Regions from separate parts of the Homo sapiens genome. Here all the other regions are linked to region 3. The links are chromatin loops, found by intact Hi-C in ENCODE. Cell type or tissue: sigmoid colon. All regions are shown on one strand. Links, peaks and the distances in the headings refer to the core of each region. The heading gives the core; the rest is flanking DNA. Region 1 holds the start of LOC101927888 (a long non-coding RNA gene). Region 2 has its middle 30 kb from the start of LYRM4-AS1. Region 3 overlaps LYRM4-AS1 (LYRM4 antisense RNA 1).

What was found. Peaks named below come from ENCODE experiments on the same cell type or tissue, not always from the same donor. Only the 100,000 strongest peaks of a DNase experiment are listed, where the experiment ranks them.
Region 1: a loop joins it to region 3, with 3 times the contacts of the local background. A loop is called at or near these places in 2 of 110 quality-filtered maps.
Region 2: a loop joins it to region 3, with 3 times the contacts of the local background. A loop is called at or near these places in 2 of 110 quality-filtered maps.

The regions. Positions count from the first base shown.
Region 1 is chr6:4,344,490-4,355,230 of GRCh38, forward strand. It overlaps LOC101927888 (a long non-coding RNA gene), which reads right to left and starts at 2,673. Exons shown (of 4, transcript NR_187665.1): 1 at 2,521-2,673; 2 at 2,144-2,380; 3 at 1,234-1,317; 4 at 1-360. In sigmoid colon, for the core only: no CTCF peak of the experiment used is centred there; DNase peaks (open chromatin) are centred at 4,262 and 6,286; H3K27ac peaks cover 288 bases.
Region 2 is chr6:4,967,946-4,978,686 of GRCh38, forward strand. No RefSeq gene overlaps it. Among named protein-coding and RNA genes, the nearest start is that of LYRM4-AS1, 30 kb to the right of the region's middle. RefSeq lists enhancers at 3,633-4,159, 4,160-4,684. In sigmoid colon, for the core only: no CTCF peak of the experiment used is centred there; DNase peaks (open chromatin) are centred at 6,256 and 6,654.
Region 3 is chr6:5,025,080-5,035,820 of GRCh38, forward strand. All of the region lies in intron 2 of LYRM4-AS1 (LYRM4 antisense RNA 1), which reads left to right. LOC124901248 (a long non-coding RNA gene) reads right to left here and starts at 904. Exons shown (of 3, transcript XR_007059422.1): 1 at 791-904. It also overlaps a transcript of LYRM4 not described here. RefSeq lists an enhancer at 2,658-3,157 and a silencer at 5,719-5,879. In sigmoid colon, for the core only: a CTCF peak has its summit at 5,760 (motif pointing left); DNase peaks (open chromatin) are centred at 5,772 and 7,803; H3K4me3 peaks cover 253 bases.

The DNA of each region.
Region 1 (10,741 bases), core at 2,381-7,380, 680 kb before region 3:
CATCCTCCGGATCTCACTTCAAGCCCGGCATGTGCTACCAGGAGCCACAGAAACAAAAGACCCGGGTTCAAGTTACAGCTCCAGTTCCTACTAGCTGAGTGACCATGGCAATTTAGTCAGCCTCTGTCTGCATGAATTTCCCCATGTATAAAGTGAGATCATTGACAGCCTTCTCAGAACATGGTCACGAGGATAAAATGGGTAATGTTTGTACAGCTCATAGCCCCGAGGCTGGTGCCTGGTGTGCAGTAACCACCATCTTCCCATCTTCCTCTTCCTCCGTGGGGGCAGCAGTTTTCCAGCTGTGCTTCACGGAAACCACAATTGCATCTGGTTTACTTGCTGGCAATCACAGGGTATCTGCAAAAGAAACTAGGCTTCCACATGTTAGTGAAAGTAGTAGAATTTTCATCTTTTAAGCATCTGTGGAGACATTATTTATGAATCCAATTTCTGTTTTTATTCTATCTGCAAATTACATTCTTATCATCATCCTGTAGAGGCAAATTTATTCCCAAACATAATCACAGATTACCAAAAATAAAAAAGTATAAGTATTGTCATCCATGGATAGGGAGTTTATTACATTTGCCTTACAATGACCCAGATAAATGTAATGAGAATGAGAGAGAGGGGACAGAGGATATTATGTCTCCCAAACCTCTGTCTCAGCTACTACTACTTTGATACTTATTTATATCAGCCTCACCTTAACATCTCTCAGGTGAAATGCTTTCTAAAACCCTGGCTCTATGATTCAAAAATATAAAAACACTCTAGATATTCCAGCTCTAGGTTACTCACAGAAAACTAATTCACTGAAAGTCAATTCATCTAAGGATCTATTTCCATAATGACCAATTCATCAAATTTTCCAACTTATAAAATATATATTCCTTTCAGCTGCTTATGAAGCTTATAGCAATTCATTCAGATGCGTAGACAGGGCCCAGGAGAGCCATGGGAAGTCAGGACTGCAGGGATCTGGGTCCCTCAAATCCTCCTTTGCTTTTCAGAGTCCTCCTCTGTCTGCCTACAGAACCAATTATCCCCCAATTTAATGGCTTAAAAGAACAACAAGTATTTATTATCTCCCATAATTTCTGTGGGTCAGGAGTTCAGGGGCAGATTAGCTGGATGGTTCTGGCTTGGAGTCTCTTGTAAGGTCACAATTAAGGTGATTTGTCATTTGAGACTGGAGCTGGAACATCTACCCCCTAGATGGCTACTCACCGGCTGTGGGCAGGAGGCCTTGGCTTCTTGCCATGTGCTCCTCTCCCTAGAACTGCTTCCGTGTCCTCCCAACATGGCGTCTTGCTATCCCAGTGTAAGTGATCCAAGAGAGAGGAAGGGGGAAACTGCTATGTTATTTCTGCATTGTCCTCTTGGTTACACAAATCATTCCTATCCAGCATGGAAGAGGATGACACAAGGAAGGGGAGACCCAAAGGTAGAACTCACTGGAGGCTGGTGACCAAACTGCCCCTCTTTGACCCTCAGACTACTCCTCCTCTGTCTCTTAGTCTTCCCTTCCCTCTGCCATTCCCAATCTATTGCTAGAAATTTTATAAAAAACTAAAACAAACTTTTTTGGGGGGTAAATCAGTCAATTCAGTAAAACTGGAGAAAGGGTTTTTAAAAAGCTAAAATGTAGGCAAGACAGAAAATGGCTTTACCAAGGACTAGAAAGAAATTAGTTAAAAATTAAAAACTTCCCTTGCCAAGCATTGAAATATTGCACAAGGCGAATATATTTATTTTATTATTTTATTTTATTATTATTTTTTGAGAACGAGTCTTGCTTTGTCACCCAGGCTGGGGTGCAGTAGAGCGATCTCTGCTCACTGCAACCTCTGCTTCCTGGGTTCAAGCGATTCTCCTGTCTCAGCCTCCTGAGTAGCTGAGACTACAGGCGCGTGCCACCATGCCTGGCTAATTTTTGTGTCTCCGTGCCCAGCCTGACAAATATATATAAATTCACCAAGTATGGCCAGAAAGCCTCTCCCTTCAAACAGGCTTTTTGTAAGTAGGTGGAGTGGGTATCCCCAGAACGTATCCTTTCACAAGTGGGCTTTCAGAGAACTGGCCTGCTGCATAAAATCCTCCACTTTTGGCTGTGAAACCTATGTTGGCTGCCACTTACCTTTTTCAGGCTCCTGTCGGGGAATGTGGGGGTTCTTGTGCGCACCACCTCTCCAGCCAGGCTTCAGCTCCCTACGTCCCTAATCCTCAGATCTGCTGCCTCAGGTGCCCTTGGTGAAGCAGTCTGCACTGGTGGGTTCCACTGATAATGTCAAAGCTGCTTCCACTCCTTCAGCAACTCTATTACATAGGCATCAGATGATCCTTCTTCCCACAGAGGCTGGAGAGGCTGTGGGACCTGTCACACAGGCCACACAACAAAAAGGACAGAGTGAGGATTCAAACCTCACTGTGTCTGATTCCAATCACATCTGGCCATCTCATCCCCTCTGCTTCTGACTGTGAGTGGCAGCGTTGCCTCCTCAAACCTTCAGTCACCTGTTGCACCTCAGCCATGGAATTCCAGACACTCCATCCCCTGAGAGGGGCTGCATTATTCCCAGTGGGGGCTCCTGGTGGGCCTGTCTTGGAGAGACCCTTCCCTACCTTCCTCACTGTGCCTGCAGTCCCCAGGCTTGTGACTGCCTGTCTAAATGTAGTTATCAGGGGCGCCCTGGAGCCCTCAGGGGCCAGCCAATGGCCAGAGAGCGACAAAGAGCACATTCCTCCCCTGAGCCAGGAAGGCTTCCTCGAGGTTGCACATGAGCATGGGCTGATTGCTGCTGTCTGAAGAGGACAGAGAATGAATCATTTCAAAGAACTTTCAAGCCACCAGAGAGAAAAAAGAAAGAAAATCCTTTTCAATTTGCTCTCTTTCCTCCCTCTCCTTATTTTACCTGTCTTTCTCTCTTCACCTCTCTTTCTACCTTTCTTCCTCTGGTTCTCTGTCTTGCCATCTCGCAGTCTCCTGCATGTCTCTCTGTCTGGCTCTGTCTCTTTTGCTGTTTCTCCTGTGTCTCTGTCCCTCATGTCTAGGTTTTCCTTTGAGGTCGGGGATTACGCTGACTCTCCCTCTGGGTCCCTGACTCATTGTCTGGAATCAGGGACCACCAACAGGTGATAGCTGGAGAAAGGAGAGGTCACAGGAGTGACAGAAAACTGTCCAGAGTTGTTTCGGGGGGCAGACCCACTTCAGCCATCAGTAGAATTGGGTGACATCCTTGGATTTGTGCGCCATCGCTGGGCTGACACTTAGGGTCATCTGGAGCGGAGAGAAGGGACTGTGAGCATGATGCTGAAAGGCTGGAGGAACTCACCTGCCATCTTACCTGTTTTGCAGAAAACCATAAGCACTGGCTCTGATTTTCTAGCAGGCTTTGTTGCCCTACGGAATGGGATAGGGCTTGACTCATGCCACTGCTGGGTGGCATGTATGGCCATGGTTGTGGGTAGGTGGCAACCCAGTGACCACTCTTTGTTTACAGCATGGAGAAATGGGCAGAGGAAACCCAGATGTCCCAGGGGCATGTCTCAGGCGGCCGGTGCCACTGCCCAGGGCTCTGTAGCCATGAGGCGCTGGGAGCACTTGCCCCGTGCTCCTTTTGAACATTGCTTATGGAGGGGTGCAGCCCCTTGGGTGTCCTTGGAAAGCACAGGCGTATCACGGAGCAAATGAGAGCAGCTAGATGAAACCAGCGCCCATGCCTCGGTGACAAATCATGAGCACTACATTTTTATGAAAAATAGATCATTTAAAAATATTTTTCCTACTCGTGAAGCCTTATTTTTTCCTGCAAAGTACAAGTGTCTTTTCTATAATACCCTGACAGTGTATTTTAAGTTACAGCAAGTATTTTGAATAAGGCAGTCATCAAATTTCCACTCTGGAGGTTATTTCTAGAAGTTGTCCCCTGCTTTTATAAAGATAGCTCATTTCTTCTTGAAGTGACTCTGACTCTTTTTCATTTCTCTCTTTCTCTCTTTTAAAAGGCAGCACAACTGGCTAGCTCATTATGCCTATTTCTGCACAATTAGGAAGGGCCCAGCACACTTTCACTTCAGAGTGATGTATTTCGTGGTGATGACTGATACTGGGGTTGACCAGAGAGCAGAGAGAGATGAAGTGCTGTGAGAAATCTCAGCAGAGGAGGAAGTGATCTGTCGAAGACGAGATGGAATTAGCCGAACGTTACTTTCAAACTCAGTGGCCTGGGATCCATCATGGGGCCAAAGCTGGCTCAGGCCAAAACAGTAGAGCAGCACATTTTGTTCTGAGTCTTGCCAGCCGCCTTCCCCACCACAGCCTCCAATTTTGGCATTCCTTGCTTGCTTTATTCCTGAAGAGATATTGAATAGCTACCGTTTATATATTGTTAGGGCTTTACAAAGTTGTTTTTGTTTTGTTTTTCGTTTTTTGATACGGAGCCTCGCTCTGTCACCCAGGCTGGAGTGCAGTGGCACGATCTCAGCTCACTGCAAGCTCCGCCTCCCAAGTTCATGCCATTCTCCTGCCTCAGCCTCTCCCGAGTAGCTGGGACTATAGGCATGCACCACCGTGCCTGGCTAATTTTTTTGTATTTTTAGTGGAGACAGAGTTTCACCATGTTAGCCAGGGTGGTCTCGATCTCCTGACCTCATGATCCGCCTGCCTCGACCTCCCAAAGTGCTGGGATTACAGGCGTGAGCCACCATGCCCGGCCTAAAAAGTATTTTTTAAAAATAAGGTGCTGGTCCTTATATTGTGATGTTATAAAATGCCTCTGCCGAGGTCTGTTCTTAGAGAAACACAGGGCTCTTTGCTGTGGATATCTTCTATTTGAGTGGAAGGACAGGTCGACATGCGGCGGTAAAGGAAAGCCTCACCTTTTACTGCATGGTAGCAGGAACACATGATCAAACCCTCTACGTTCTTGGAGGGAGGAGGCCCAGGCGTCAGCCCCCGTGTTGGTATTGAATTCAATGTTCCCATGTGATGAGTCCATTGAGAGGAGAAAGTTAATTTAACTCGACCGGACTGTACGTCAATGCCATTAGGAAAACCACACTGCAAGAGTGAATGAGGCATCACGCCAACCCCGGGGAGTTGTCCAGACAAGGAGATAAAGCTTATGCATGGGGAAGATACAAGATATACAATAGTAGGTGCCATAAGTAAGGCTCAGAGGGCTGTGGGGGCTTAGAGCAAAGGCAGAGGACAAGGGGAAGGATTTAAGGAGGAGGCGGTTTTTGCCTTGAGAACTCCATAGCATTCAATGGCCAGAGAGACAGGTTATGAATAACCTTGAACACCAGACTATGGAATTTGACTCTATCTAACAGTGTAAGAGAAGGGATGCCAAATGCACTGTTGATGCGCCACAACTATCCTATCCCTGTACCTAACCACCTCCTACACAAAGCCAAGAAACACCAGTGATCCATTGTGGCCCTTCTTCGTGGCCTGACTATGGCCTCAGAATCCAGATGTTCCTCAGTATATAAAAGCAAAAGGACCAAGTATCTTGCAGTAGCCACAGAGGTGCCTGCCTGCAAGCAAACCTTTTGCAGAGATCACAGCTGATTGAAACCTCCGGGAAGCTGCACCTCTGGATCCATCAGGGTGTTCGCACCTGGCCGCACTTCTGCCAGCTGCCTCCGGCCAACACTGAGCCTGGCAGTGGTGCTAGAAGTGGGCCATTCTTGCCCTCTGGGTGATTCCCTTTATGGGCAGCTTTGGCTCAAGGACTTGCCATCTGTCTGCCTAGGACTCGCTCAGGACTGCCATGAGATCTGGGGCTCTTCCTGTCCAATGCTCCTTCCCTCTCAGCTTCTCCTGCTCCCACCTCCTTAGGCTTCACAGGTGGCTATCCCCTAGAATCTCTTGCACTTTGAATTTTATTTCAGTATCTGCTTCTTGGAGGACACATGCCCATTACCAATTAATTGTGTCACATTTAAGTCTAAAACTTTTGCTGTTCCTCTTCTTGAAAATGGGAAACCATGGACATTTGGGAGGCAGGGGGTGAAATGCTTAGTCTGTCCCTCAGCAGTGTGAGCAAAACGCATTTGACTAGAGTCAGGGAGGCAAATTAGGGTTACTGCTGTAATTCAGGCTGTGCACACCTGGACAAGGGTGGTGGCAGCGGGACTGGAAAAGAGGAGTGGCCACAAGTGACATAGCCACATCTGCCTCATCTGACTGCCATCTCTCCAATCAGCATGGAAAAAAATGATAAACAATGGGTTTTTTTAAGGAAAGAACACTGACGTAGAGGTCAGGAAGCCTGGGCTCAGCTCCAGCACTAACCAGCCGTGCACCCCAGGAAATGACAGCAGCTCTCTGAACTCAGCTTCCAACACCTGGAAATGGACAGGGAGGGGTGGGATGAGGTGATCTGGCAATTCACTAGTGTTCTCACATGCAGCCCTCCCCTTTTAACGTAACACAACATTTGCCATTTTAGTCATTTTTAGGGGTACAGTTTAGTGGCATTAGGAAAATTACACTGTAAGAGTGAATGAGGCATCACCCAACCCTCAGGAGCTGTCCAGAGAAGGAGGTGGAGTTTGTGCATGGGGAAGATACAAGACATACAATAGTAAGTGGTATTGGATGCCACAGTATCCACTAGATGGATGTTATGCACCCATCACCAACATCCATCTTCAGGACTTTTTCATCTCCCCAAACGAAAACTCTGTCCGCATGAAACACCAACTCCCCATTTCCCCTCCTTCCCCAGCAGCTCCTGGCCCTTCTCATGCTACTTTCCGTTGTTATGATTTTGACTACTCTAGTACTGCATGTACGTGGAATCACACAGTATCTGTCCTTTTGTGTCTGGCTGATTTCACTGAGCATAATGTTCCTCCATGTTGCAGTGTGTCAGAATTTCCTTCCTTTTCAAGGCTCAATAATATTTCATTGTGTAGATGACCACATTCTGTTTATCCATTCATCACTAAGAGACACTTGGATTTCTTCCACCATTTGGCTGTTGGGAATAATGCTGCCATTAACACGGGGGTGTAAATATCTCTTCCAGATCCCGTGTTTGATTCTTTGGGGTGTATACCCAGAAGTGGGATTGTTGGGTCACACGGTAGCTTGCTGTTGTCTAAGCAGCGCTTTCCCAAACTTCCCAACAGAGCAGCCACACAGCCACTGTAAATGAGTGCAGGAACTAGTAACCGTCCAGTAGTGGCCAACATATCACGCTCTATTTTACGAATTCACCCAGATTCAGCATTCTGCATCACATCATATCCTTGTTTGTTTATAAAAGTGTTGCTTTATACTACATTCCAGTGTAAGGAACACTTTGCTCTGCAGAGTCCAAAAAGCCCTGCTTCTCCTGTGGCTTCCCCGGGCTGGGCTGTGATGGCAGTGCCCAGCTGGACGAGCACCCAGAACAGGGTTGCAGTTAAGATCCCGTCCAGCTCTGACACTCTCTGACTTAAAGCAACACCCCTCCCAGTGGCTTCTTCATTTTCAACAAAAGTGAAGTGAGCTCAGGACTCTTGCTGCCGAGCCAGGAGGCGTGAGTCACTAGCCATGGGAATTTCAGGCATCTGCGTGTGTGCGATGGCGGCTGGAAATGGAGAGGGAGCATTTCTAGAGCTGAAATGTCGCAGAGGCACAGCCCCCAGTGGGTCTGGCACAAAAGCAGCGTTATATCGAGAGGCCTGGCAGCGCTGCCTGGGCTTGTTTCCCAGCTCTTGCAGCTCTCGGGGGGTTCTAGAAGATCGTCCAGACTATGACTCATTCCTGTGTTACTGTAATAGAGAAAGAAGTAGGTGGCAGTGTGACATGGATTTCACGGAGAATTAGTGAGAAATCTGTGTCCACTCAAGCACATTTTATGTTGTCTGAATGTGAGGATTCTCCTTTGGGCTGTTTATGGGCAGGGTGGGAGAGAGATCGCAGAGGTGCAGTCATGGGCTTCCAGAGGCTTTTTACAATTCTGTAGTGGCCATGCTGGGAAGACGCCCTGAGAAGACACTGCGACTGTCCATGTGACAGCTGCGGGAGTGAAAGCCATTGGAAATTCCTCCAAACCCATTGAGCCAAGGCTGCCACTGCCATGTCCCATCCAGGTGAGGCTTTGGCCAGAGCTGGCTATGGACTGGTTTGCATTTCCCTGCTTTTGATTTCCCTGACAGTCTACGGTGGAAATGCCCATGGGGAGTGAGGAGATGGAAGAGAACACAAAGGCAGACAGGAAAGGCTGAGAAGGTTCTCCCATTGGACACATAGTCCTCAGATGCATGAACTGTCCCTTGAGAGAGAGGAGTGGGACTGTAGGTCTAAATTCACATCACTGTAAATTCCATTTGTATCTTCACGGGATGTGACGAGGACCATAATGTCAACGCTCTTGAGACGTCTGCCCACAGGTGCCCTCGTGCTGAAGCTTTCCCTCCCAGCTCCCATTTCAGGAATGAAGTGTTTCTTCCCCTAGCTGCAGCAGATGTCACCAGTGGACAGTCTTCAGTGGACAGCTCTCTTCTGGAAATACCCTAGCTGAAGGGAGCCAGTCTAAGCTGCACAGCTCTTCCTGATGCAGACTATACACCAGCCATGATGCCGAAGTCAACTTGCAAGTGGAGAGAGAAGGAATTCAGACCAGAAATGGACTAGGGTTCACAGCTGAAAAATACCAGTAGTGGCCATGAGGTAGGTTGTGTGAGCCACAGACCTGAGAGACACCGTGGGCAGCAGCAGGAGAGGCGGTGGTGACAGAGGCCAGCACCCCAGGCCCCTGGTCTGCAAACACCTCCAGTGAAGCCAGGGCAGAGTGGTGACCAGGCGCCATCCTCCTCCACTGTCATGACAGCAGGTGAGACCTGGAATGTGTGTGCAACCCCACAGGGAGCCAGGATCAGGAACACTTGAATTCATTAAAGTAAAGTAACCCCAAACTGACAGAGAAGCCTTGAACTGAAAGAGAAATTACTTAATTGCCTGAGAAATAGCTAAATTTATTTTTGCACACCTGAGGCTTGTGAACAATCTGAACTTCATACCTGCTCCACAGTGTTTGCAGTTTAATCACTTCTTTCCTGCTTTTCATTACAACGGCAGGGGGAACAGAATAGGGTGCCAGGACAAGGCCCACAGACACAGCTCAGTAAGCTCTCCAGCTCTCCAACAAAATCCTACCTGCGAGGGTGTGGCAGCCATGGAAATGCCTTGCTCAAATCTCTCTGCAAGAGAAGCTTCTGTGGAGAACACTGCTGACTACAGCCTCCAGCTGCTAAGCCTTGGATCCATCATGGCGGCCAAGCCAGGTCCCACCTCCCCAGGCTACCCAGAGAGGGTGCCAAAGCCAGGACTCTGGAGGATTCCTCTTCCTGGCAGCTTTGGCCCAGGGACTCCCAGTGGCCCAACTGGGACTCTCAGGGCTTCTGTGACATCTGAGGCTCCTCCTGACCATCCTTCTTCCCTCTCTGCCCTCACAGGGGTCAGACCCGCACTTCAGTCTGAGGGTCCTCCCTGCCTTCCTATGCTCCCTCCCCTTTGTCACCAAATGTCTCCTCCAATAAACCTCTGGCATGTCTACTCTAGTCCTAGCATCTGCTTTTCAGAGCACCTAAACTGACAAGGGAGAAGGAAGATGTTCCCTGGAAAGCACTCAGCATAAAAAAAACAAGAGATGGCCTGAGGATCTTGACTCGGGAATAGGCTTTGCTAGAGAGAGGCAGGGATCAGAGCGTAGTATGCCATCTTGTGTTTGAAGCCAGCGTTGGCCCAGCTCCCTGGACTCCTGTTTGGGTTCTGAAGTCAGAGGATGTGACAAAAACGTTCATCAAACTTTGCGACATGCTAGGGGGTGCCTCTCCACCAGAGTGTAACCCAAAGCGGGGGCATTCTCTCCAATATGGACACGAGTCCAGCTTGGAATCCCTAAGATCTCCCGGTTGATCTCCCAGTGTTCCTGGTGGGGGCTCCCTCCCAGGCCTGCAGCAGCCTTGGCAGGCAGAGCAGCTACCTGCAGGAGGGACCTGTGTGGAACAGCACTGGAGTGGCACCTGTGACATCAGAACCAACTGACTGCTTGCTTGTTTGGTGGTTGCTGTTTTATTTTCTCTAATGACACCCCTCCAGCTTCAAAATACCATGGTTTTATTCCACGTAGGTCTTGCCTCCCTGACCAGACTGTAAGCTCCCTATGTCAGGGATTATATTTTCTGTGTTTTCATCCATTTCTAGGGACATCATAGAAATCCAGGATATACTGGTTGGCCATTGGTAGTTACATAATTGTCCAAATTTTATTTTTTATTTTTATTTATTTTTTTGAGATGGAGTCTCACTCTGTCACCCAGGCTAGAGTGCAGTGGCATGATCTTGCTCATTGCAACCTCCACTGAGTTCAAGCGATTCTCCTGCCTCAGCCTCCCAAGTAGCTGGGTGAACGTCACCACATCCCACTCATTTTTGTATTTTTAGTAGAGACGGTGTTTCACCATGTTGGTCAGGCTGGTCTTGAGCTCCTGACCTTAAGTGATTTGCCCACCTCAGCCTCACAGAGTGCTGGGATTACAGGTATGAGTCACTGTGCCCAGCCTCAAAATTTATTTTAGACCTTCAACTCTTTGTATAGTTTCATGTGCAAGGGCACTATATCAATACTGTTTGAGGATGGTTATTTTCCAATTGCTATTCCTCTTGATATGAAAGCTATGATGAGCAAGAAATTCAGAGATATAAAAAGAAATTGTTTTTTCAAAAGATGAA
Region 2 (10,741 bases), core at 3,293-8,292, 57 kb before region 3:
CTGGTGTCCCAGGTATGCCTACTTTGTGACAATTCATCAAGGTGTACTCGGGGTTGGTAGCTTTTCTGTATATGTATTACACTTCTCTCTCTCTCTCTCTCTCTCTCTCTCTCTCTCTATATATATATATATATATATATTTTTTTTTTTTTTTTTTTTTGGATACAGGGTCTCACTCTGTCACCCAGGCTGGAGTGCAGTGTTGAGATCTAGGCACACTGAAACCTCCGCCTCCCAGGTTCAAGTGATCCTCGTGCCTCAGCCTCCTGAGTAGCTGGGATTACAGGCACGCGCCACCATACCCAGATAATTTTTGTATTTTTAGTAGAGATGGGATTTCACCATGTTGGCCAGGGTGGTCTCAATCTCCTGACCTCATGATCTGCCCACCTCAGCCTCCCAAAGTGCTGGGATTACAGGCATGAGCCACTGCGCCCGGCCTTAAGTTTATTTTTAAAAGCTCCTACTGATTGAAGCATAATTGATTGATTGGTTGGCAGAGTCTCTCTCTGCTGCTCAGGCTAGAGTGCAGTGGTGTCATCTCGGTTCACTGCAACCTCTGCCTCCCAGGTTCAAGCGATTCTCGTGCCTCAGCCTCCCGAGTAGCTGGGACTACAGGTATGCACCACCATGCCTGGCTAATTTTTGTATTTTTTGTAGAGATAGAGTTTCACCATGTTGCCCAGGCTGATCTCAAACTCCTGAGTTCAAATGATCTGCCTGCTTCAACCTGCCAAAGTGCTGGGATTATAGGCGTCAGCTACTACACCCAGCCTGAAGCATTATATTGTATTTAAAACAAACTCTTCTGGCTGGGCCTGGTGGCTCATGCCTATAATCCCAGCCCTATGGGAGGCTGAGGCAGGTGGAACACTTGAGGTCAGGAGTTTGAGACCAGTCTGGCCAACATGGCAAAATCCCGTCTCTACTAAAAATACAAAAATTACCCAGGTGTGGTGGAGAACACTTGTAATCCCAGCCCTATGGGAGGCTGAGCCAGGTGGATTGCTTGAACTTGGGAGATGGAGGTTGCAGGGAGCCAAGATCATGCCACTGCACTCCAACCTGGGCAACAGAGCAGGACTGTACCTCAAAAACAAAAACAAAAACCTCTTCTCATTGTCATCCTCACGTGTTCTTTTTGCCCCATATAAAATAATCAAAAGCAGGATAGCTCTCAGCAGACTAATTTCCATGTAATGATATGTACATCTCAACAATGCATGCATTCTTTGATTATAAAAGAATAAGCATTATTGATTCTGGAATTGATTGATAAAAGGAAGGGTAGGTCTTCAAACCAACAAATTGGCCAATGGATAAAAGTGCAAACTGCCAAGCGGAGAAAGGTGGGCACCAGCCATATTTTCTTTTGAATCTTTACTTTGATTTATGGAATGAGGGTGTTCTTTCCCTTAAAGAGATGTGCAGCTCCGTAGAGCAGATAGGAAAGATATTTTCCATGTGTAGGCAGGTTCCTTTCCTACAGAACTTGTGTAGGCAGGTTCCTTTCCTACAGAATCCCATGTGGACCCACTCTTACCTAAGGCCAGTCCTGGGCATAGGGCAGGAGCTAAAGCCAGGAAGCTGGTGTCTTGCCTTTGCCAGACCAGGTGGCCTGTGAGAGGTTCCATTCGATTCTGTTCAGTTCTTCATGGCAACAACTCCTTATCATGTTACTTATGCTGAGCCTTGGGGATCCAAAAATAAATTAGATGTGGCTCCTGTTCTCAAGGGCAGTGTCTTAGTCTGTTTGGGTTGCTGTAACAGAATACCATAAATTGAGTGGCTTATTAACAGCAGAAATGTACTATTCACACACACACTCTGGTGGCTGAAAGTGCAAGATCAAGGCGCTGGTGGATGTGGTGTCTGGTGAGGGCCGACTTTCTCTTTCATAGATGGCACCTTCTCACTGTGTCCTCGAATGGCGAAGGGGCACAGGAGCTCCCTGGAGCCTCTTTTATAAGGGCATTAATCCCATTCATGAGGTGTCCACACTCATGACCTAAACACCTCTCAAAGACCCCACCTCCTAATACTATCACATGGATGATTAGGTTTCAACACATGAGTTTCGGTGGGGGACCACATACATTCAGACCATAGCAGGCAGTACAAAGGAGGAGGAGATTAGAAGATGAGGTCATGATACAAAGGATGAATAATGCTATAATAGACTATGACCCTGGACAAGTGGCTTAACTTCTCTGCGCCTCAGTATCCTCATCTGTGAACTGAGGATAAGGTAGTACCTCCTCCACAGGGTTGTTTTAAGGGTCAAATGAGATTAAACACGTGCCCAACACGACCATTGCTCAGTACATGATTTTGCTGTATAAACTGTACTGATGATGGCAAGACCCTGGTGATGATGATGATGATGATGAGGGCACCCTAGATGTGTTGGAACTATCAAGAAGGGGCACTCAACACAGCCCGGGAATTCAGGGGTGCCTTCTTGGAGGAGGTCATGCCCAAGCTGAGTCTTAGAGGATAAACAGTTTGAGAGAGGATATGGTAAAAAAAAAAAGAAAAAGAAAAAGAAAAACGAGAATGTGTTGCAGACCAGGCACAGTCCAAGAACGTCCCAGAGCCTTGAGACAGCGTAGCCCTCCAGGAGCCGGGCTGTGGGGCACGGAGTGGTGGGGCACTGGAGGGGGGCCTTGTCTACCAGATTGATGAGCTGCAATCTCGTCCTGTGACAGGGAATCACTGAAGGGATTTTGTTAAATGCCTTTGAAGTAAAATCATCAGGACGCGGTGTTTGATTGGTTACGGTTGAAGGAAAGAGGAGCCAGTGACACTGGAAACAAGAAGAAATTGGGTATGGCAGAAGAGGGCCACTCATTCTGTTTTGACCTGGCTGACTTGGAGATCTTGGCCTCTCCAAGATCTTGGATTCGACTTGGCCTGTGGAGCTGTCTTAAGCGAATGTCTGGCAAGCAGTTGGCACACCCAGCTGAGGCTCGGGAAGGGTGTGTGAGTGATGCCAGGACTGTGAGAGAGGAATGCCAGGCACAGCGAGGAGGGGTCATCTCAGAGCAGCAGCACCCAGGGGGCAAGCAGAGGGAAAGGGGAGGACAAGGAGGACAAGGACCAGAAGGAGCCTGGTATTTGTTTGTTTGTGTGCTGCCATAACAAAGTATCACAGACCGGGGGCTTCAACAACAGACATTTTCTCTCACAGTTCTGGAGGCTGGGAGTCCAAGATCAAAGGGTGGGCAGGGCTGGTTCCTCCCGAAGCCTCTCTGTTGGCTCACAGATGGCCACCTTCCTGCTGTGTCCTCACACACTCACTCGGGATGTGCTTCGGGGAATGGTGCTTGTAGGGAGGGAGGCTCTGGTAATATTCTCTTTCTTGATTCGGGTCTGGTGTCCCAGGTGTGCCTACTTTGTGACAATTCATCAAGGTGTACTCAGGGTTGGTAGTTTTTCTGTATATATATTACACTTCTCTCTCTGTCTCTCTCTCTCTCCCTATATATATATATGTATATATATATATTTTGAGACAGAGTCTCACTCTGTCACTCAGGCTGGAATGCAGTGGTGCAATCTAGGCACACTGAAACCTCCACCTCCCGGGTTCAAGTGATTCTCATGCCTCAGCCTCCTGAGTAGCTGGGATTACAGGCACGCGCCAGCACACCCAGCTAATTTTTGTATTTTTAGTAGAGATGGGGTTTCGCCATGTTGGCCAGGATGGTCTCAATCTCCTGTGTGTTGTCTATGTCCAAATTTCCTCTTCTTATGAGGACACCAATTCTACTGGATTAGGGGCCACTCTGATAGCCTCACCCTAACTTAATCACCTCTGTAAGGAGCCTATCTCCAAATACAGTCACATTCTGAGACGCTAGAGGTTAGGACTTCAACAGTGAATTTTGGGGGGACATAATTCAGCCTATAACAGGCCTGCTGGACTTGGCATTGGGAAGTCATTGATGGGCTCGATACAAACAAGGGGAGAGAAGAGGAAAGGAGCCGGCTGCAGGCCTGGAGGGAGTGAAAGGAGCCGGCTGCAGGCCTGGAGGGAGTGAAAGGAGCCAGCTGCAGGCCTGGAGGGAGTGGGGGGGACATGGGGCAGCCCAGGAGCTGACCGTGGGCAGGAGCTGGATGGAGAAGGAGTCTCCAGGCTCAGGAGGGACTTGAGCAGGGCACAGGCTGAGGGAAGCGTGGAATGAGGGAGGGAAGGGATGAAAGGTAGGGTCACAGAGCCACTGGCCGAGCATGCGTGTCCACCTGGGGTCCAGGTTGGCCCACATCAAGCACACTGAGTTAAATCTCCAGGAGAGCATGGAGCCTGCCCAGAGACTGTGTCAAACCCTGATGCATCCTGACTGTCACTCCCTCAGGAATAGTGACCAAGGGAAGAACTGTTCACCCTGGAACACCAGAGCTTGTGTCACTGTGGCTTCATGGAACAGAAATGTCAAATCTGTGGATTCAGCTGATAATTCTCTCGTTAGCCACAAGATATTTTCTAAATTAAAAAAACAATTTTTTGCACTTACGTGAGGTTCCTAGAGTAGTGAATTTCACAGAGACAAACGGGGGTTGCCAGGGGACGGGGAGAGGAGGAGTGAGAAGTGAGTGTTTAATGGGACAGAATTTCAGTTTGGGACGATGGAAAGGACCTGGAGATGGATAGTGGCGACGGCTGCACAGCAGTGTGAAGGCACTTAACACTGTTGAAATGCACACTGAAAAATGGTTAAGATGGTACACGGTGGGAGGCCAAGGTGGGTGGATTGCTTGAGCCCAGGAGTTCAAGCCAGCCTGGGCAACATGCTGAAACCCCGTATCTACTAAAAACACAAAACATTTTTGGGCATGGTGGCGTGCACCTGTAGTCCCAGCTACTCAGGAAACGGAGGTGGAAGGATTGCTTGAGCTGAGATAGTGCCACTGCACTTCAGCTGGGCCAACAGAGGAAGACTTTCTCAAAAAAATAAAAATAAATATAGTTAAGATGGTACATTTTCCGCTGTATTTTACCACAATTTAAATAAATAAATTGTTAGGCCAGGTGTGGTGGCTCATGCCTGTAATCCCAGCACTCTGGGAGGCCGAGGTGGGTGGATCACTTGAGGTCAGGAGTTCAAGACCAGCCTGGCCAACACAGTGAAACCCCGTCTCTACTAAAAATACAAAAAGTTAGCTGGATGTGGTGATGCACACCTATAATCCCAGCTACTCGGAGGCTGAGGCAGGAGAATTGCTTGAACCCGGGAGGTGGAGGTTGCAGAGAGCTGAGATCACACCACTGCACTCCAGCCTGGGTGACAGAGCGAGACTCTGTCTCAAATAAATAAATAATGGGTAAATAAATTGTTTTAAAGAAAGATTTCTATGGAGTTAGTTTTCCCCCTTGACATGCATTTTTTGAATATTTGAGACAAAATATCCCTAATGGTCTTGATCAGCAAAGCTGTTTTTTAAAAAGTGTCAGAAGAGTTGCTCGGAACAGTCCATGAAGTACAAATAACTTGACCTTTCCAACGGGCGAAAAGAGAGTTAGGAAGTTGGTACTCAGTGAGGCGATCTTGTCAACAAACAGTTCGACTGAACTGACATTGACTGGGCACCCACTGTGCGCCAGGCGTGGTAGGGAGGGAGATTTGTCTGTCTGATGACTTGGTTGTTTCTCGTGCTCTGCTTTTTGATGATCGGCATCTTGCTTTCGAGGTGGATAGCCGAGTGTCGAGCAGTGCTGTGATGTGGGGTGCTCCCTGCTCTCCCATTTCTATGGCCTGGTCTTTTCCCAGAAGCAGCTGGGATGCTCCATCTTGCCCTCCCTTCGGTCCCTTTGTGTCTTGGGTGTCCTTCCAAAGTGGGGAGGCAGATCCGAGTCCTTCCCATGTCCTCACCTCAGAGGCCCAAGTGCCTTCCAAGTGTGAAGACTTAAAAAAAAAAACAAACCTACCATGGAGGGTGGTGGGGGAGGATTGGAATTCCAGAAAATTCTGAATGAAAACAGCAGTTGCAAAACGGAATGGCTTTGCAAACTGCAGCCGATTATTCAGTGACTGTCTTGGGCTTTGGCCGGACCACTCGAAAATCTGCCGCTGAAGGATCCAGGGAGAGTGGCAGAAAGCACAGGGAAGCTGGAACCGAGGGGCTGGACCCAGCTCTCCAGGAGGCCCCAGCTCCCAGCCCACCAGCTCCCAGCCTCAGGCCCTGTTTGGCTGTGACTGAGGAAGCTCAAGCCCCAAAGCCAGCATAAAGCAAGCGTTGGGGCAGCTCCGGTTTCAGCCGGACTTGCCTGTGTGTAATCCTGGGGCTGGGTAATCTGATGCCCCAAACTCAGAGCCGGTTCTGGCTCTTGGCTCCGGTGGCCTGGGGAGCTGAGGCTACTTTTCAGGGACACCAGAAATGTCTGTATTCTTTCTCAGATGGGTCGGCAGACTGTTCTGGGTGCCAGGTCTTTGATGAAATGGATTTGGATACAAATCAAATATTTAAATTGGTGTTTTCCCTCTTTGGAAGGACCATTCCAGCTGGACCTGTGGACTTGTTTTTACATAAGATTTGGACTCCTTTAAATGTGCATTTTTTTTTCCATCTTGAATACGCCTGGGGCAGACAGTGGCTGTATTTGGAAGCCCCGAGGCTGCTGGTCTGGCTGAGACAGGGAGCAGGCACCTCAGCTAACCCTCTTGGCCGAAAGTGCACTTGTTAGAAAACCAATTCATGTGCCTGCTGGCTCCCCATGGTTATATATTATTTAATCACGCAGGTCTTGGGTTTATGCCAAGCAGCAACTTGCTGTCTGCCATCTTTCAGGGAAGAATAAGCAAGGCAAATTCATTCAGTTCTGTCTCTTTTTCAGCTTCCTGGGCTAAATGAAGGCAAGAAAGTGTTTATGAACATCCCAAAGTGCTGTGAAATATCCATCTTGGTGAAAATAGACACCCTGCTTCCTTTTGAAAAATAGCATTTTGTGAAAGGAATTTTTACCCATACATTTAGCTCAGATATTTCTAGATATTTCAAAGGGCCTCTCTTCTTCCCTTTACTTTAGACAGAGAGAGAGAGACTAAAGATATGTGAAATTCCTTTAGCCACAAGCTTGTTTGGGACCTGGCCTGGGGCACGAGTCTTCATCCTGGCTGGTGACGGCTGACACCAGGGCATACAGTGGCAGTTATCAGAGAATTTCCAGGGAGGTGCAAAAACTCGGTACCTTTACTCCTACAGAGCCCACAAAGCCCTGTGCACAAAGCCCCCCTGCATCTTGGAAGGAGCAGGTGGGACATTTTGTTTTGGGGATGGGGTCCGGGACGAGCTGTGAGCTCCTCTCTGTCCCGCCATCCAGGTGGTCTTGGAAGGAGCAGGTGGGACATTTTCTTCTGGGGATGGGGTCCAGGACGAGCTGTGAGCTCCTCTCTGTCCCGCCATCCAGGTGGTTCCACTGTTGCCCTGCTGAGAGCTGGAGGCCCCATTCCCCCTCCGAGCCCAGCCTGCCAGCCCCTTCACACGCCTTTAATCTGGCGCCTTCCTCCTAGCACGCACCTTTCTTTTTCTAAAAATAAAAATAAAAGTTTTATTTTATTTCAATAGTTTTTTGGGGAACCAGTGGTTTTCAGTTACATGGATAAGTTCTTTAGTGGTGATTTCTGAGATTTTGGTGAACCCATCACCCAAGCAGTGTGCACTGAACACAATATGTGGTCTTTTATTCCTCATCCCCCTCCCACCCTTCCTCCCTGGACTCCCCCTGGAGTCCATTACATCATTCTTAGGCCTTTTCGTCCACATGATTTAGTTCCCACTTGTAAGTGAGAACATATGATATTTGGCTTTCCATTCCTGAGTTAGTTCACTTAGAATAATAACCTCCGGTTCCATCCAAGTTGCTGCAAAGGCCATTATTTCATTTAGTTTTACATTTGAGTAGTATTCCACGTTGTAAATATACCACATTTTCTTTATTCATTCATTGGCTGATGGGCATTTAGGTTGGTTCTGTGTTTTTGCAGTTGTGAATTGTGCTGCTATAAACATGTGTGTGCAAGTGTCTTTTTTGTATAATGACTTCTTTTCCTTTGGGTAGACACCCAGGAATGGGATTGCTGGATTGAATGGTAGTTCTACTTTTACTTCTTTAAGGACTCTCCACACTGTTTTCCACAGTGGTTGTACTAGTTTACAGTTTCACCAGCAGCGTAAAAGTGTTCCCTTTTCACCACATCCATGCCAACATCTATTGTTTTTGAATTTTTTAATTATGGCCATTCTTGCAGAGTAAGGTGGTATCTCATTGTGGTTTTAATTTGCATTTCCCTGATAATTAGTGATGTTGAGCATTTTTTCTTTTTTCTTTTATTTATTTATTTATTTATTTTTTGAGACGGAGTCTCGCTCTGTCGCCCAGGCTAGAGTGCAGTGGCAAGATCTCGGCTCGCTGCAAGCTCCGCCTCCTGGGTTCACGCCATTCTCCTGCCTCAGCCTCCCGAGTAGCTGGGACTACAGGCGCCCGCCAATGTTGAGCATTTTTTCATATGTTCGTTGGCTATTTGTATATCTTCTTTTGAGAATTGTCTCTTCACGTCCTTTGCCCACTTTTTGATGGGATTATTTGTTTTTCTTTTGCTGATTTGTTTGAGTTCCTTGTAGATTCTGGATATTTATCCTTTGACAGATACATCATTTGAGAATATTTTCTCCCCACTCTGTGTGGGTTGTCTGTTTACTGTGCTGATTACTTCTTTTGCTGTGCAGAAGCCTTTTAGTTTAATTAGGTCCCATTTATTTATTTTTGTTTTTGTTGCATTTGTTTTTGGGTTTTTAGTCATGAATTCTTTTCTTAATCCAATGTCTAGAAGAGCCTTTCCAATATGATCTTCTAGAATTTTTATGTCTTCAGGTCTTAGATTTAAGTGTTTGATCCATCTTGAGTTGATTTTTGTATAAGGTGAGAGATGAGGATCCTGTTTCATTCTTCTACATGTGGCTTGCCAGTTTTCTCAGCACCATTTATTGAATAGAGTATCCTTTCTCCACTTTATGTTTTTGTATGCTTTGTCAAAGATCAGTTGACTGTAAGTATTTGGCTTTATTTCTGTGTTCTCTATTCTGTTTCATTGGTTTATCTGCCTATTTTTATTCCAGTACCATGCTGTTTTGGTGATTATAGTCTTGTAGTATAATTTGAAGTCAGCTAATGTGATCCCTCTGGCTTTCTTCCTTTTGCTTGGTGTTGCTTTGGCTATGTGTACTTTTTTTGGTTCCATATGAATTGTGGGATTGTTTTTTCTAGTTCTGTGAAGAATGATGATAGTATTTTGATGGGAATTGCATTGAATCTATAATTGCTTTGGGCAGTATGGTCATCTTCACAATATTGATTCTACCCATCCATGAGCATGGGATGTGTTTCCATTTGATTGTGTCATCTATGATTTCTTTCAGTAGTGCCTTGTAGTTTTCCTAGTAGAGATCTTTCACCTCCTTGGTTAAGTATTTTCCTAAGTATTTTATTATTATTATTTTAATTTTTTGCAGCTGTTGTAAAAGGGATTGAGTTCTTGATTGAGTCTCAGCTTGGTCATTGTTGGTGTATAGCAGAGCTACTGATTTGTGTACATGAATTTTGTATCGTGAAACTTTACTGAATTCATTTATCAGATCTAGGAGTTTTTTGGAAGAGTCTTTAGGGTGTTCTAGGTATACGATCATATCATCAGGAAGCAGTGACAGTTTGACTTCCTCTTTTCCAAGTTGGATGCCCTTTATTTATTTCTCTTGTCTGATTGCCCTGGGTAGGACTTCCAGTACTATGTTGAGTAGAAGTGGTGAAAGTGGGCATTTTTGTCTTGTTCCAACTCTCAGGGAGAATCAAGCACACACCTTTCTCCTTCCCTCTTTCCACCCTTTGTGCAGTCTGGCGGGAGTCGTGTTTTCCTACAGCGACTCTTTCTGTGTCATTTATTGCCAGGAATACATATTCCCAGAATCCCCTTTATTTACTCTGTCATTTGAGTGTCACCTGCATGGTGTCCAGGCTAGAGACCAGCCTCTTCTATGTCCGCAGTTTAAAGTTTCTGTCTTGGCACAGCCAAGCACACATCAGATGCTGGGTCAGACTCCTCAGAGCAATATCCAGGAGTCAGGGGACACAAGCGCTTCTATGCCTGTTGTTCCAGTGAGGAAGCCTTGACTTAAAACTATGGTTGTGGGAATTGAAAACTAACGAGAAGCTCAATGCACAGACTTGCTAAAAAGAGAGAGCACTGGTGTCCCTACCTCATGGGGTCCTTGGGAGAACTAAATAAGGAAACTCACACAGTTGCTTAGCGCTCCCTGGCACACGGTAAACTGTTGATACTTTAATCTCCTTGAACTGCAGGCATCCCTCAGAATTCAGTCCTTGGAGATCATATGTGGATCTACACAGTGTACAGAAGAAAAGTGCAAGAAGACTGCACAGCATCTAAAAGCTAAGCTTCTCCAGCTTGGGTGAATTCTGGGATCAGCAGATTCTCCCTTTAGGATCTGGGGGCTGCCACCCAGAATCTAGAATCAGGGCTGACAGTCACTGCTCGACCTCTCTCTCTCTCTCTCTCTCTCTCTCTCTGTCTCTCTCTCTCTCTCTCTCACACACACACACACACACACACATATGGGGAGGCCCAGGGGGCTACAGTGTCCAGAGTCAGCCCCTCCTGGAAATCCACAGCCCACCAGGTCTGTGTCAAGGCTTTGAAATCACATCCGAGTGTTTTGATTGAGAGCA
Region 3 (10,741 bases), core at 2,854-7,853:
GCCATGATTGTGCCACTGCACTCCAGCCTGAGTGATAGAGTGAGACCCTGTCTCTATAAAGAGAGAGAGAGAGAGAGAGTGAGAGAGAAGCAGAGAATGGAGAATGAAGGAGAGAGAGGAGAGAGAGGGGTCTTGCGGGCTGGGTCTTAGACAGTTGAGGGTGTCAGAGGCAGGGTCTTCAGGAGGCTGAAAGGTGGTGGTAAGGGAGTGTGGGGGGCGGGGGAGATCAAGAGACATAATTTTTAATAGATGTTTTGCTGTGTCTTAAGAACAAATGTTTCTTCTTAGCATTACCTCAAAGGACTACATAAAGGTTTGGACTGCTTTCAGTCTTACTTTATGTCAGGCTAGTATTTTTTGGAAGGTGACACTAGGCAAGGATGGGCCATATTGGGGTTCCATGTTTATATGGGTAACATTGCACTAAGACTTGTGTTTTCATAAACAACAGTCAGTGAGGATTTTGCTGCCACCCAATTTTTATAGAAGAGCAGAAGCACTCCTGCCTTCATGTTGTGGAAGATAGAGAAGGTGGGTGTGGGATCTAAGGACAGCAATCCTGACTTCACCTTCTTCCCCAAGGGCGGGGTCAGAAGCCCAGATCTTCCTGTTCTGATCTCAGTCTTGGAGGTAAATCAGGTACCTCGGGCTTTTCTTCTGAAGAAACATCCACACAATGCCAAACAAACTGGGGGACATCGAGCGATTTGGCCTACAAGAGTTGCAGAATAACCGAAGAGGGGGTTGGCTCTCGGTCTCTGCTTTATTCCACGGCTTTGTTTCCACTCACTTGTAACTGAGGATTGGCGGTTTCAGACCCCGCACAAAAGTCTTTGTGAGTTTTCTCAGCCGCAGACACTTGGGCCTCTTTGTTTTGGATGGCAATGTCACACCGAATGCAAATTCGAGGAGGTTCTTTGCTGAATGCAGGACAGGAGGCCTGTGCAGGAGACAATGGGAGTGAAGAGGGAAACCTGCCGGCGTACAGACAGTTAAGGCAGCCAGGAAGCCGCGCGCTCCGTGGAAAACCTCTGTTGAAAGCCCCTTCAGTAGTTTAAAGTCTAAAGAGTAGCTGCTGCTACTTTTGATTTCTTCCTTAAAGAGGATCAATTAGAGCCCTCCGATCGCGTCCCCAAAGGTCCTGGTCTGTGCCTGCTGAGTCAGGAGAGGCCGACAGCGCTCCCTCCTGCGACCGAGGCACTTCTCCTTAATTGGTTTGAAAAATTGCAGCTGGATCCCGACAGCCGCTGCTCCCGGGGTGGGTGCGGAGGGAGGGAGCGAGGAGGGAGGGGGACAGCTTAGCCTCCCGCCTCCCAGAGCCTCTCCTGAGGCTCCCACCCAGCGCCTTTCTTTCCTTCCTCCCTTCGTTTATTTCTGGGACCCCTCCCCACAAACTTTCTTTAAAGCCTGGTCACGTGAGGTCTCCTCTGAGGTTTTGCTCTCTGCGGGTCTGGACGGAGTTTCTGGAGGCAGCACTTCCCGAGTCGCTAGAGAGTCACTTTCCTGGTCTCTGCCCCGCCGGAGCAGGTGACTCTGCTGTTTCTGCCTTTGTTAGCCCATGTCTTGTTTTCTCTCCAGCATTCATTCTGTGCCCTGGTGTCCCGGAGCGCTGAGCCTGCCCTGGTGACTCCATAGGCTTCCTGGGGAAGGCAGAGCCACTGCCATGTGTCCATGGGTCCCCGGGAGAGGCAGTGGACAGCAACTCCTGGCTTCTGGCCTGGAGAAGAAGGAGCTGCGTTTGGCTTAGCCTGGGTTTCCTCCTCTATAAATGAAGGGGGCTGTATTAAATTAATCTGTTCTCAGATCCCCTTTTCTTTTTATATATTTATTTTTATTTTGTTTTGTTTTGTTTTGTTTTGTTTTACTTTCTGAGATGGAGTCTCACTCTGTCACCCAGGCTGGAGTGCAGTGGCGCTATCTCAGCTCACTGCAACCTCCACCTCCTGGGTTCAAGTGATTCTCCTGCCTCAGCCTCCGAGTAGCTGGGATTACAGGCGCCTGCCACCATGCCTGGCTAATTTTTGTATTTGTATTTTTATTTATTTATTTTACTATTATTATTATTTTGAGATGGAGTCTCACTCTGTTGCCCAGGCTGGAGTGCAGTGGCACAATCCTGGCTCACTGCAACCTCTGCCTCCTGGGTTCAAGCGATTCTCTTGCCTCAGCCTCCTGAGTAGCTGGGATTACAGGTGCTTGCCACCACGCCTGCCTAATTTTTTATAATTTTTGATAGAGTCAGTGTTTCCCCATGTTGGCCAGGCTGGTCTTGAACTCCTGACCTCAAGTGATCTGTCCACCTTGGCCTCCCAGAGTGCTGAGATTACAGACGTGAGCCAACGCACCTGGCCTAATTTTTGTATTTTTAGTAGAGACGGAGTTTCCCCATGTTGGCCAGGCTGGTCTTGAACTCCTGACCTCAGGTGATCCACTGACTCGGCCTCCCAAAGTGCTGAGATTACAGGTGTGAGCCACCACATCAGCTCAGATCCCTTTTTCTTTCTGCTGATAAAAATTCTGTTCAAACAAAACTGCCAGGAAACACACCCACAGAGCCCTGGAACTCAGCGCCACTCCTTGGTTCCCAGCTCTGACAGGTCCCCAGCAGCACAAAGCTGCCCAGGGCACAGCTGGAAAGCCAGCCAGGCTGGGTGCTCCCCAAGGCCCTCTCAGCTCTCACCTTCAGGGGTCTTGTGCCATGGAGTTTTCAGGAGGGGCCCTGGAGACAACAGGACCGGTGGCACCGCAGCCTTTCCCTTTCAGGGTGCTTAAGTGCCCCGGGCTGGTGGAGGGCTGGGCACAGGAGAGAGGCAAGTGGCAACAGCGTTTATGCTACGGAGGACTGTAGCCCCACTGTACCCTAAAGCGAGCTGGGGGAAACAGACGGGTGTTCCCAGCCCCATCTCCAACTCCCCTCCCCCATCCCCCAGAGACGGGGTTGAAGAGGAAGGCCAGATGAAGCTTTGGCCATTTTTTTCTCAGTGCAATGGAAAGTTATGGAAAGATTTTACATACAGGGTTCAGCATGATACAACTTACACATTTAAAAGATTTACATGTTTAAAAAAACTAGACTAGGCTGGGTGCAGTGGCTCACGCCTATAATCCCAGCACTTTGGGAGGCCGAGGCAGGCGGATCACTTGGGTTCAGGAGTTCGAGACCAGCCTGCCCAACATGGGGAAACCTCATCTCTACTAATAATACAAAAATTAGCCGGGTGTGGTGCTGCGCGCCTATAGTCCCAGCTAGTCGGGAGGCTGAGACGGGAGAATTGCTTGACCCGGGAGGCAGAGGTTGCAGTGAGCCGAGATCACACCACTGCACTCTAGCCTGGGAGACAGAGTGAGACTCTTTGTCTCAATAAATGAATGAATGAATGAATGAATGAATAGCCTGGGAGACAGAGTGAGACTCTGTCTCAATAAATGAATGAATGAATGAATGAATGAATAAATAAATAAATTTGACTAAAAGGTTGGAGAGTGGGTTGAGAGGATAAGTCTGGAGGCAGGAAAAACTGAGGAATGTATTCACCAATCTTATGAAGAGATGAAGGCGTACCCAAGAGAAGTGAAACCATATGTCCACACAAACACTTGAGCAAGAGTTGCTATAGGTTGAAGGTGTGTGTCTCCCCCAAATTCCTATGTTGAAATCCTCACCCCCAAGGTGATGGTATTTGGAGGCGGGGCCTTCGTGAGGTGACTGGGTCATAAGAATGGAGCCCTCATGAATGGGATTACTGCCATATAAAAGAGGACCCAGAGCATTCATTGGCCCCTTCTGCCATATGAGGACATAGTGAGAAGGTGCCATTATGGGCCAGGAAACAAGTCCTCAGCACACACCAAATCTGCTGGTACCTTTTCTTGAACCTGCAGCCTCCAGAATGGTGAGAAATGAATTTCTGTTGTTTGTGAGCCACCCAGCTGTGGTATTTTCCTATAGCAGCCCAAATGGATTAACACAGGAATGCGCATAGTCACACTACTCATAATCCCCCCGAAGTGGACACAACCCTGATGTCCACGGGCAGACAAAAGCATACTGTTATGTACCCGTGAATGGATAAACAAAAGCACTATATCCATACAAGAGGATATTGTCCGGCCATAAGAAGGAATAAAGTGATGATACTGATGTGTGCTACAACATGGAAACCTTTCAACAAACTTGAAAACATGCTGATTGAAAGAAGCCAGTGACAAAAGACCACATATTGTTGGATTCCATTTACATGAAATGTCCAGAACAGAGACACCTATAGAGACAAAAAGGAGATTTGTGGTTGCCAGGGAGAGGGGAAGGGGAGATGAGGAGTGGCTGCTCATGGATATGGGGCTTCTTTTGGGGTGATGGCATGTTCTGGAATAAGATAGCAGTGATGGTTGCACAACTTTGTGAATACACTAAAAACTACTGAATTGTATGCTTTAAAAGGATGAATATTATGGCAGTGAATTATATCTCAATTTTTTTTAATGTATAAAGAAGACCAAGCATCACAGCTCATCTGTAGTCTGTGCTTTGGGAGGCCAAGGCAGTAGGATTATTTGAGGCCAGGAGTTCAAAAATCAGTCAGACCAACACAGACCCCACCTCTACAACAAATTTAAAAAATAGCTGGGCATGGTGGAGCATGCCTGTAGTCCCAGCTAGTCAGGAGGCCGAAGCGGGAGGACTTCTTGAGCCCAGGAGTGCAAGGCTGCAGTGAGCTATGATCGCACCACTGCACTCCAGCCTGGGCAACACAGCAAGATCCTATCTCTTAAAAAACATAAAAAGTAAAAAGAAGAGAGGGAAAGAGAGAAAAAGATGATGGAAGCCGAGACAAAGATAGTCATGGGGATGGATGAAGCAGGTTCTAGAACTTACCGAAAAAAAAAGGAATAGAGTGTGCCAACAGCTTAGATATAGAGTGTGAGAGAGAAGAGTGGAGGCTGGTTCTCAGGCTCCAGAAGCATAAGCCTGCATGGAGCATAGCGTCACTGAGCAAGACAGGTGTGGAGGATGAGAAGCGGGCCACAGGATGGGAAGGGAATCTGTGTGGAGGCGGTGCCCTAAACATGCTGCCTTGAGGAGGGACCTCTACATGGGGTGGCCGGGCACAGCCAGGTGAGTGGAACGAAGCCACAGTCAGGGGAATCCTCAGGCCGCCCTCCCGTCTGCTCCCCTGAGTGCTGGGCTCTGCAACTCCCTCCATCCCAGCTCGTTTCTTGCCTTCTTTACAGGGATGCTATCTCCTCTAGCAAGCACGCCTTCCCCACCTTCCCCACCCCAGGCTGGGCCCTGGGCTCATCTTTATCTTTGGGATGGCTACGTGGGATTGAAAGGAGTGCCTCCCAGTCTGTGTGCCCTGCTAGGACAGGGATCTATTTGGTTTTTGTTTGTTTGTTTGTTTTCAACTTCATAACCAGACCAAGTTCTGGTACATGGCAGGTATACGAGACATGGTTACTGAACTGGACTAACATTTTATTTAGAGTTGGTCCATTCTCTTAATTACCTATCTGACCCTCATTCTTAGGCTATGATGGCCAAAACCCCATGTGGCATTCCAGGTGTGGACCTGCCACAAGGCAGTTGTGTGCGGGAGAGATCGCAGCGTGGGGTTAACTGGGCTGCTTCCCAGTCTTGGTTCTGCCCTGAGCTCGTTGCTTCTCTTCAGCCGGGTGAACATAAATCTCTCTAGGACTTCGTTATAAAGTAAGGCCTGTGCCCTAGATGTCCCTGGAGACAGCGCCATCTGGTGGAACTTCCTGTAACGATCGAGATGTTCCGTCTGTGCCGTCCAACATGGGAGCCATGCAGGACACATGGTGACTGAGCACTGGGACTGTGTGCCGCGTGACCAAGAGCAGCTCAGCTCTAAAGTCTCCTCCAGCTTTATGATGTCACTTCCTGTATCTTCTCTACACATTCTTTCCTTCAGCCTGTTGTTTGTAAGTTTTTATGTAGGAAAGTAGAAAATTCAGAATATGTTTCATCAGGTTTTTGTTTGGCAAAGTGTCAACATGTTTATAACAGAGTTAAAGATAAAGGAAACCTTTTGGGTTATTTTGGAGAATTGAGGGCAAGACAAAAGGCTCCCTAACTGCAGGGAAAGGGGAGGCAAGTCATGAGCTCTGAGAAGGCCTGGCAGTGTCTGTGAACACATGAGATGTGCCTGTCACCCCAACTCTGCCAAGGCAGCGTGCAAACAGCCCCTGTTGCACCTCCACTTTCTGCCTGGAGGCCCGAGCAACCGAAGGCTGTCACATCAGCCCAGCTACTGGGAAATGCCAATTTGGAAGCCCAGGACTTACCGCCAAACCTACGGGCCAGTCCCCCGTACATGTAAAAGTACACCCACCCCAGCATGGACATGATATTTATAGGAGTGTTTCTCAACTGAGGGCAATTTTGCCCCCTGGGGACATTTGGTTGTCACAAATGAGGGAGGGGGTGCTAGTGGCATCTAGTGGGTGGAGGCCAGGGGTGCTGCTCAACCTCCCACAGCCCACAGGACAGCCCCCACAACGGAATTACCCAGCTGCCCCAAACCTCGGTAGTGCTGAGGTTGTGATACCCTGATTTATGGCAACATTCCCTCTGAAAACACAAAGCTCTATTACTTGGATCCCTGGAGCAGAAGTAACTTTTTAATAAACAAAATGGCTTATTTTCAGACAATTTCATCATCTGGTTCTCTTTATTAACTATGAATAAGGCCAGCAGTTCTTCTTGTTTCCTGTTATTTACATCATATACAATTTATTAATATCTCACTTAGGTAGAGTGCAAATGACATAGCCAATTAAGTGAAAAAAAGAATCATCACAACATTTTAAAAATTATATTGATCAATGGAAACACTCAATCTTATATGAGAGGCATATTTTTCTACTTTGTTCTTGCATAATTTCAACTTTCTTTTCCTACTTTCACAGGAAAAATATATATGCACATATTTGTATTCATTTTAAATGGGCTATACTTTGTAATTACCACTAGGCTGTAAAAATGCTAGTATTTATAAATGCAGTTAGATAATATTTACCAGACAATATCATCAAGTATTTAATATTTAGATTCAAGAGCTTCATACGTATTAATTAACTATGAGCGTCTTGCAAGGTAATATTTTCTAGTTTCATTGAGGGAAACCAAGGCGTAATAAGGGATAAGCGGTTCCCTCAAGGCTGTAAGAAGGAGCAAGTTCCAAATATTCCTATATTTCTATTTCTTGGGTCTGTGTATACAAACTAGCAAATAATTACTTTTTAGTTTTAATAGCTCAACTTTTTATTCACTGTTTTTTAAAACTGAGTTTCATTGAGGTATAATAACATATTAAAATTAAAAGATACAGTTTAATGAGTTATGACTATTGTTTTTAAACTTATTGTTTACAGCAAAATTTGTTAAATGTACAATAAAAATAGATTTCAGAGGCGCAGTTTGACTACACAGTATCTTAGTACATGGCAAAGACCACAGTTGTTCAGTAAGTCAATAAAATCTCAATAATTTTGTCACATTGGGAGAAAGTCCAGTGTGACTGAATAGGAAGAATTTTGAATTGAGAATGTCTGTAGTTTTATTATGAATTAGGAGTTAGGGTATCCTGCTAGGAAGTCACAGTACAACTGACTTTACTTTTGGATCTCGCTGTCTTCATCCGGACGGGGATGGAGACTGAAAGAGGATTAGACTAGAAGATCTCTCGGGTTCCTTGCAGCCCAAATGTGCTGTGGCTTCCAGTCCATGCTTTCAGAACAGTCACCCCGGCCACTCCCTCCTGGAATTCCTCCTCCCCGCCTCCCGTCCCTCCACACCCTCCTGCTTTCTCCTCCTCCTGCTGCTCTTCCTTGACCTCCTTCCCAGCCTCTTCTGAAATGTGGGAATTCCGCAGGCTTTACCCCGGCCCTCTGATCCTGGCACTGCCCACTCTTCATGGCGGTAGCAGCCCCCTGCCTGCTGGTAATGCCCAAGTCTGTGTCTCCGCCCCACCTTCCCCTCCCCCACTCCCGTGGCCCCCGGAAAACATCAGATGGCCTCAGGATATTTGTCCATGGGTGTCCAGAGGCACGTCCAAATCCCCACGCCCAGACAGACTCTTCTCCCTCCCACCCCACATACTGCTTCTCTCCCCGTTTTCCTTGTTTAGGTGAAAAGCACCAGCACTCATTTCAATCTCAGAATCACTCCCGGGGGTGTGTTCTTCCTGCCACACGGAATCTTTATGCTAGACATGAAACAACTAGGCTTAGGGAAGTGGAGGAGCATGTCTAAGCCACACAGCCCGCCAGGGGTGTCTGACTGCAAGGCTAGGGCCCTTGACCACTGCCCTACACCCCAGCATGTGCCCCAGCCGGGGACCCCGGGCGCTGTCCTCAATGCCTCCCCCTCACCACTCACCGCCGCCCCATTGCCAGGACCCGAGACTCACAGGGGTCTCAGGTCAGCTCCCCTGAGGACCTCTATCCCTGGCTCCGTTCACCCACCCTCATCCTCACCTGGATACATCCATCTCCTAACCAGTCTCCCGTCTTCCTCTCTTCAAGCCACACTTTTAAGTTGAGAAAAGGTGCTGTTCCTACAACACAGATCAAGCCACTCCCTTGCTTGAAACACTCCAGTGGCAGTCCACAGCTTCTGGGACAAGAGCCAGCCTGTCACTTGGCAGCAGCCTCTCCATCTTCGTCTCCAGCCTTACAGTCCGATCTCATTATTTCTAGATTCCATACCTGCAAATTCACCTCTTCACTAAAATGTGTTTGTAAACCAAATCAATACTTGTGGCTTCACAGTGATTCACAGACTTGTACAGAGCAGGGAAAAAATCTGAGTAGTCCAAGGCATCTGTTCCCGGCTGAGGTGAAGCAAGGTGACCCCTCTGCTTTCTTGTCCCAGCTCTCACACTAGAAACAAGTGGTCCTTCCTGCTGTCTATCCAGAGCCATGCTTTTGCATTTTTGTACTTTTGTTGGTGATTTTGCTGTTTAAAATGTCCCCAGGCACGGTGCTGAAGTGCTGTCTACTGTCTCTGAGTGCAGGAGGCTGCGATGTGCCTGTGGAGACAATACCTGTGCTGGATGAGGTGCCTTCAGCGTGAGTTGTAGTGCTGTTGGCAGTAAGTTCAGTGATACTGAATCAACAGCCAAATACATCGAGGCCATGGAAGAGGAAATTCACTTCTGCAGGCCCCTCTAGAAAGTGCTTCTATAGTAGGTTGTGAAACTACAGAAAAGAAGGGAAAGCAGCTAAATTTGTGGATTCGTGAGATGATGTCTGATACAGTTTGGATGTTTGTCCCATCCAAGTCTCATGTTGAAATGTGATCCCCAGTGTGGGAGATGGGGCCTGGTGGGCGGTGTTTGGGTTATGGAATCTGGTCCCTCATGAATGGCTTGGAGTCATCCTTGCAGTAATGAATGAGTTCTTGCTCTTCTGAGTTCCCATGAGAACTGATTGTTAAAAAGAGCCTGGCATCTCCTCCTCTCTCTCTTGCTTCCTCTCTCACCATGTGACTCGCCGGCTCCCCTGCGCCTTCTGCCATGAGCGGAAGCAGCCTGAACCCCTTAGCAGAAGCAGATGCTGGCACCATGCTTCCTGTACAGCCTGCAGAACCAAGAGCCAAATAAACGTTTCTTTATAAATTACCCAGCCTAGGTGTTCCTTTACAGCAATGCTTTTTTTTTTTTTTTTTCAAAAAGCGTGGTAGCAACATTGTTGTGAGTCTGAAAGCCAAAGAAGTTTACAGTCAGGAACATGTCAAGCCCTTCTCAGCTAGTGCTGACTGGCTCTCATGTTCCAGAAGGTGATACAATGTGAAAAAGGTTAAACCTGCAGGGCAGGCGAGGCGAGTTTTGCAGATCAGGAGGCTGTGGGAGAATTGTAAAAATACCCGCTGAGTGCTATACAAGAAAAGAGTTATGTGGAAGGGCAGGTTCTCAATGCTGATGAGACCTGCGTGTTCTACTAGGATGTTGATAAACAAACCTCTGTAACACAAATGGTGTTTCAGCTGATGAAAACGTTGTGACCAGACGCTCACAGAACCCAACCCATGCTTTCTCCAGGAGAAATAGCTCAGTATTTGCTAGTTCAGGGTTTGAAGAATGTTCGTAGAACATAACTACCTCGAATCACAAGAATTGGCTGTGCTTCCCACTACCCTTACCCTGGGGGGTCCAGTCCCATTGAACTCTCTGTAGTTGCCTGAAGATGCTTTTCCTGAGGTGCCCTCTCCTCTCCATCTAGTCACCCAGATCCATCCTTTAAGCCTCAGCCCCAGTGATGCCCAGGAAGTCTCTCTGGACCCTCCCCTAGGGCAGCTGAAAATCTTTTCTTCAGTGCCAGGTGACATGCCCTGCACACACCTCTGGCTCAGCGTGCATCGCAGCAGCGGGATCCGTCACACTCTCCTCCACCTCCCCCACCAGCTGCTTCAAGGCAAGGCTCTTTCTCCTTCCTTCCTTCCTTCCCTCCCTCCTTCCCCTCCCCTCCCCTCCTTTCCCTCCCTCCCCTCCCTTCCCCTCCTCCCCTCCCTCCCTCCCCTCCCCTCCCCTCCTTCCTTCCTTCCCTCCCTCCCTCCCCTCCCTTCCCCTCCTCCCCTCCCTCCCTCCCTCCCCTCCCCTCCCCTCTTTCCCTCCCTCCCTCCCCTCCCCTCCCCTCTTTCCCTCCCTCCCTCCCCTCCCCCCCTTCCCTTCCTTCCTTCCTTCCCCCCCCCACATATGTATGTATGTATATTAGTATA